Linked DNA regions of Homo sapiens: region 2 is linked to region 1. A link is a contact called in ENCODE Hi-C or POLR2A ChIA-PET data. All regions are on one chromosome and are shown on one strand. The core of a region is the stretch at or near the end of the contact, and the rest is flanking DNA. Distances in the headings are between cores, read along the strand shown.

What was found. A loop is a pair of places that touch in the nucleus more often than their neighbours do. ChIA-PET counts read pairs that join two places held with the same protein, here RNA polymerase II (POLR2A).
Region 2: a map of esophagus squamous epithelium shows a loop between it and region 1 (4-fold over the local background). The contact joins two enhancer-like sites. A Hi-C loop is called at or near these places in 1 of 168 maps with a recorded cell type or tissue (esophagus squamous epithelium). POLR2A ChIA-PET finds 5 or more read pairs at or near these places in 2 of 52 experiments (AG04450 and BJ).

Annotation. Positions count from the first base shown.
Region 1 is chr3:124,779,215-124,781,946 of GRCh38, forward strand. All of the region lies in intron 10 of ITGB5 (integrin subunit beta 5), which reads right to left. Among named protein-coding and RNA genes, the nearest start is that of MIR544B, 48 kb to the left of the region's middle. RefSeq lists an enhancer at 1,883-1,942. Within about 2 kb of position 1,262, at least 24 of the 41 ENCODE cell types and tissues checked have a DNase peak (open chromatin) inside an H3K27ac peak, as active enhancers do.
Region 2 is chr3:125,279,820-125,282,533 of GRCh38, forward strand. All of the region lies in intron 5 of ZNF148 (zinc finger protein 148), which reads right to left. Among named protein-coding and RNA genes, the nearest start is that of SLC12A8, 68 kb to the left of the region's middle. Within about 2 kb of position 1,337, at least 2 of the 41 ENCODE cell types and tissues checked have a DNase peak (open chromatin) inside an H3K27ac peak, as active enhancers do.

The DNA of each region.
Region 1 (2,732 bases), core at 12-2,511:
CTCGGGGCAGAGGGCGAGAGTGTGAGGCAGGATCAGGTCTTTGGGGAATGTAGGGGGTAACCAGGAGGTATGTGACAGGAAAAGTGGAGGGATGAGACAATCTCAAAAGAGGGAGCAAAGGGGATGGAAGGCAATGAGCCAAAGGCAGTACTGGGGGGCGAGAAACGTGTGACCTGGGTGTGGGAGGCCTCCCACCACCAGCCTCCCCAACCTCCCCCTACCCTGTGGTCTCAGGCACCAACAGACCCAGGAGAAGGAGCAGGTGGGAAGTTGTGCATAAGGCTGAGGATGAAGAGGAGCCTGTTCACCATGAAACATGGGCAGTGGAGAACAGAGCTGGGCTATGAAGAACCACCTGGAAAAGGGGGCAGTGGAGTGCGGTGGTTAACACAGGGATTCTGGAATCAGGCTGCCCGGGCTGGCCTCCTGAATCTGCTATTTACCAGCAGTGGCTGCCGTTTCACCCCTTTGTATATTTAAATGGGGCCAGTAAAAATGCCTTGCGGGTAGGGTTGTTGTGTGAGTTAGCTCGCTTAACCTCTATAAACCACTTAGAATAGTGTTGGCTCATTAAACATCACTGCCTTATCATGGCGGGGTGTGGGGGGAGCTTGGCACAGGTCTTTTTGGAGGATGTTCAGGGGTACCCTTTTTGTCAGCTTAAATCACAGACTTCCACAGTTAAAGGGCCTCATGAGGTGACCGAGGCCATGCCCAGTCGGAAGCAAGAACAGCCAGGACTGACAACACCCAGAGCCTGAGGGAGCTGCTCGGCCAGTCTGAGCCTTGGCGGGGAGGCTCACACCACAGAGGCCCCCTTCTGCCCTGCGTGGGGAGCTCCCTGAGGCATGCCAGAGCAGGGCACAGTGGCCCTCAGCGAGGCCTCTGAGGCAGGGCACGGGGACCCTCAGGGAGGCCTCTGAGGCAGGGCACAGGGACCATGGGGACCCTCAGCAGGGCCTCTGAGGCAGGGCACGGGGACCCTCAACTCTGGCCCAGGAACAAAGCCACTGCTCCATTCACCCCCAAACGCCACTCTGGGTCTGCAGAGGCCCAAGGCAGCCATGGGTGACCGCAGAGGGCTAGCAGGACCGCAGTGGGGCTGCAGGAAGGAAGGAGCCAGCTTGGGATGGGGCAGAAATGAGGAGGGGTTCTCTTCTTCCCATCCTCACCCAGCTCAGTGTTATAACCAGGCAGACGTCAGGCCCTCAGGGTACAAATCATCTCTCCATAGCTGGCTCAAAAATAGTTTCCACTAGCTCTGGAATGCACTGTGGCTTCCTTGGCTTCCCTCAGCACAGCTCCATCCCCTCCGGGAGTCCATTCTGGCTCACAGAAGGCTGAAGAGGGAGGACTGGGCTCAGCGCCTGAGACAGGAGGGCCGTCCCCTTCTCTCTTCTCACGGCCCTGTCCCCCACCCCCATGCCCACGGTCAGTGTCTCCTGCACATACACTCACCTCCTCTCATCGTCTCATCTCAGTTCTGCCTTAGTGTCCCCCCCCCCGTGTTTCCCCACTTTCCTCACATCCCCCAGGGAACCCTCCCCTCTCCCCGGCAGTGTCCCCTCCTCCTCCCTCTTCCCCTCTCCTCCGAAAAGGTGGCCATGTAAACAGGAAGTGGCTCAAAGACATAGAGGGAGTGTGGCTGGAAGCCTTTACACATGGGAGGTAATTTCCCTATCATCACCCAAAGTCAGATTTCATGTGTGTTCTAGCCAGCTCTGTGTGAGACTCTGGGCCCAGTTTCTGGAACTCTCCATCAACTGTCGTAGGCAGAGCAGGAAGCCAAGTCAGCAGCTGTGTGCTTCAGTTCGCTGGTGTCTGTGTGGCTGAGGGCCGTGTGACACTGCCGAGCCAGGGCAGCCTGGGATGAGATTACAAAGTGCGGAATGCGCAGTGGCTGGGGAGAGCTCGGTGACAGACCTGCTTGGCGCTCACATGCTGGGCCAACCACAGTCCTCTCTGGAGCACCAGAGCCAGACCCGGGATGGGCTCACTGTGGCCAAACACATACATAAGCTTCCAAGGACTGCGGCCTCTGTCTGGGGCTTTGAAGATTTCCTGGGGGGAAATCCCTCCTAAGAAGCGCTATTCCTGGCTCTGCTGACAAGCAGGTTGGGATTACGTAACAGACCCCTTGTCCTCCCATGCCCTCGTGTGTCCCCACCTGACCTGTGCTGCCTGGTGTTCTCAGGGTGTCTCCAAGCCTGGTCCCCACAGCAATATGCCCATCCCACTATTTTCCCTCTCCCCTCCATGTGCTGGTGTTGATTGTAGAAAAAGTAAAGAACAGAGATTTCTGAAACGCACAGGACGTGTTCCCAACTTCCTCACAAGGGATCTCAGCTTGGGTCCAGGCACCTCAGTAGCAACTAAATAAATCTCCAAGGGCAAGAGAGAAGTTGCTCTTGAAAAGTTTTGTTCTCACCATGGGTTTCCTGCGCTTGTAAACAGCATTACCATGCCTGGGGGAGTTATGCATTGGAGAACTTGCCAACTAAGGGCTGTTTCTTTCACAAAGAAAGCACAGCTCTCCCTTGCTTAAAACCACCCCTAGAACTCAGCTTTGGTGGAACGTCTCCCCTGCTCTCCTAGGTCCTATCCCTGTCCCTCCACTGTGCAACTCCTCAGACTTGCTGGGGAAGTCCTCTCTGAGCAGTGCTGCCGTGCAACCTCACCCACCTACCTGCTGGCTGTGGGCAGCGGTCCAGGTTCCTCACCAGTAGGAGAGG
Region 2 (2,714 bases), core at 87-2,586, 500 kb after region 1:
AGGAATATATATTTGCATAGGCATAAAAACTACTTGAGAAGGATATATATACAGAAGTATATAACCTTGATTGTGATGGCTGGGGAACTGGGCAGACAAGAGATAAAATGGGAGGGAGGTTTTACACTGTCCACTTAACACATTTTTTTGAACCATGTAAGTGGTTACCTATTACTAAAAAAAAAAGAGAACACTAACTTTTCAAGTTACAATATGGTAGAATTTATGGTCTGTTTCAGTCTAGGATCACTAAGGTTATTCTAGAACTACTAAATTATTATTAAACATATTCCTAAGAATATTTGTCAAATAAATAAATTAGAAGTGGGTATGGGGTCCATCTGGGGCATAAGTACTGAATAAGAAAATTATTCAGCACTTATAAATTCAGTTTTTTAAAAAATAGAAGTGGGTAAAAAGAAGGAAGACAAGAGACAAAGCAACCTTGTCTTTCTGGGCTTATTGAGATTAAGAGTATTGCAAGCCTGGTTTGGATGGTACCACAGAGAAACTCACCTTAGGCTGCATGTATTCCAATTTATCAACAACTTGTTCAATGTGCAACATTAAGCTGCCTTTTGGCCAGGCATGGTGGCTCAAGCCTGTAATCCCAGCACTTTGGGTGGCTGAGGTGGGTGGCTCACTTCAGTTCAGGAGTTCGAGACCAGCCTGGGCAAAATGAGGAAACCCCGTCTCCACTAAAATACAAAAATTAGCCAGGTGTGGTGGCACACACCTGTACTCTCAGCTACTTGGGAGGCTGAGGATGGGAGGATCACTTGGGCCAGGAGGTCAAGGCTGCAATGAGCCATCATCATGCCACTGCACTCCAGCCTGGGCAATACAGTAAAACCCATCTCAAAAAAAAAAAAAAATTGCCTTTCATCAGACATGTGGAAGAGTGAAAATAATGATTCCTTTTTCATTATTGACGAAAGCAAAAAAAAAAAAAAAAAGGCACAACATTATGCTGAAACAGCAAAGAAAACTAGAAGATCTGATCAGGAGGGGTATGGCCAGTGAGAGGGAAACAATGCTGTAGGTGTGGGCATACAGAATGGGAGCTAAGAAACTGTCCAACAAAGGTAGAGAAATCTGGGAAATAAATATAAAGAACTGTGGAAACTGATTAGGGCCTGCAAACACACAGCTATGACCCCTTCTCAAACCTAGAAAAGGGCAGTACGTAAGGGAAAAAAGCTTTAATCCTTAAAACATTTTTACTTTAAATTCAAGAAGACAGTTCAGCCTATACTATATGCAGATCAGTGGTAATTATTATGCAAATTATACAGGGCATTTGGATTCTGGGCAAACAGCCAATGTGGTCAACAATGCTTCAAAGTCTATGCACCAAAGTCATGGAAGGGAAACATTTGGCAGGAGAATGGAAGTGGGTGTCACAGCTTCCTGAGGAGAGTCAAAGAAAGTGGAAAGCTTCATCTCTGGGCCAGTCAGTTTTGAATTTTTTCAACCCCTCCAAGTCACATAATAATAAGCAAGTTAACACTGTGCAAAAGGAAAACACACAAAATCTTTTAAAATATGACTCAAAATATTTTATACATAAAACAAACAAAAAGATGTTAAATACTTATATAAAATGGAACTAAAAACAAGACAGCACCAGGTATTTTTTTTCATGTATGTTGATAACAAATAAGAAAATCCAACTGCCAAAAAACATGGCACTTCAATAGCTTTCTGTGGCATAGCAACTGCAAGGAAAGGCTTTGTAAAGAACAAATCTGGCCCAAGTTGCTTAATGTGAAACGGATGTAATCCTTGACTGTACAAAGCCCTTTTATGAAGAGTTAAGGAGTTCTAGGTCATTGTTTTCTGGCACTGGAGGTACTGCTGCCTTTCATTGTAGATTCAAGCCTTAATTCAAGGTGAATTTTATGGATGAAACAGCTACCACTGCCTTGTGGATAAACACACAGGAAAATCTAGCTTTTTTTAAGTTCAAAGACAGAAACACCAAATTCTTGGACATTTTATATTTTCCTTACTTTCTTTTTAGGCCAGAGTAATAAAGGACATAGAGTAAACTCATCTTGACTCAGATGAGCATCAATGGCCCTTCCAATTTGTAACCTGTTTTAAATATATCCAACTGATTTTTATTCACCCTTATAATCTCAGTGTTCAAAATGGTATCTGGAGCATAGTGGAGACTCTATACCTGTCAAAGGACCTGGCTGCCTGCTGTCCATAACAATTACTCCTCCTAGCTTACCACTTTCTTGTTTTTTAAATTTGTTGCTAAAAGCAATACTTTACTTTTCAATTTTTTAGTCTTCAGATAACTGAGTAGTGAGAGAAGCGGGTAGGCAAAGAATAAAATCCCTTAGCAGAACACAAATAGCACACTAACGCAGGCAAAATTTTCTTCCCCGGTATAGACTTGCCTTCTTTTCTTGCTCACACCTTTTCAAGATCTTTTAGTAGAATGTGATCTACCAGCTGAGTGTGTTTGCCTTAGAGATTAGCAGTCTTACCTGCAACTGGTTCCATAAAACATCTTTGCTTTTCTTTTTTCCCCAACATATGGACACCATTACAACTGAAGAATTTTATGTTTAAAATTTTGAATTCTAAGATGCCTGCTAGACATCTTCAGATGCTTTATCTTGCCCCTTGTCATTGCTACTTCAGGAGAAATATGGTATATTACATAGACCAAGCAATCAGGTTTTAGCAAGTGGAGAAAT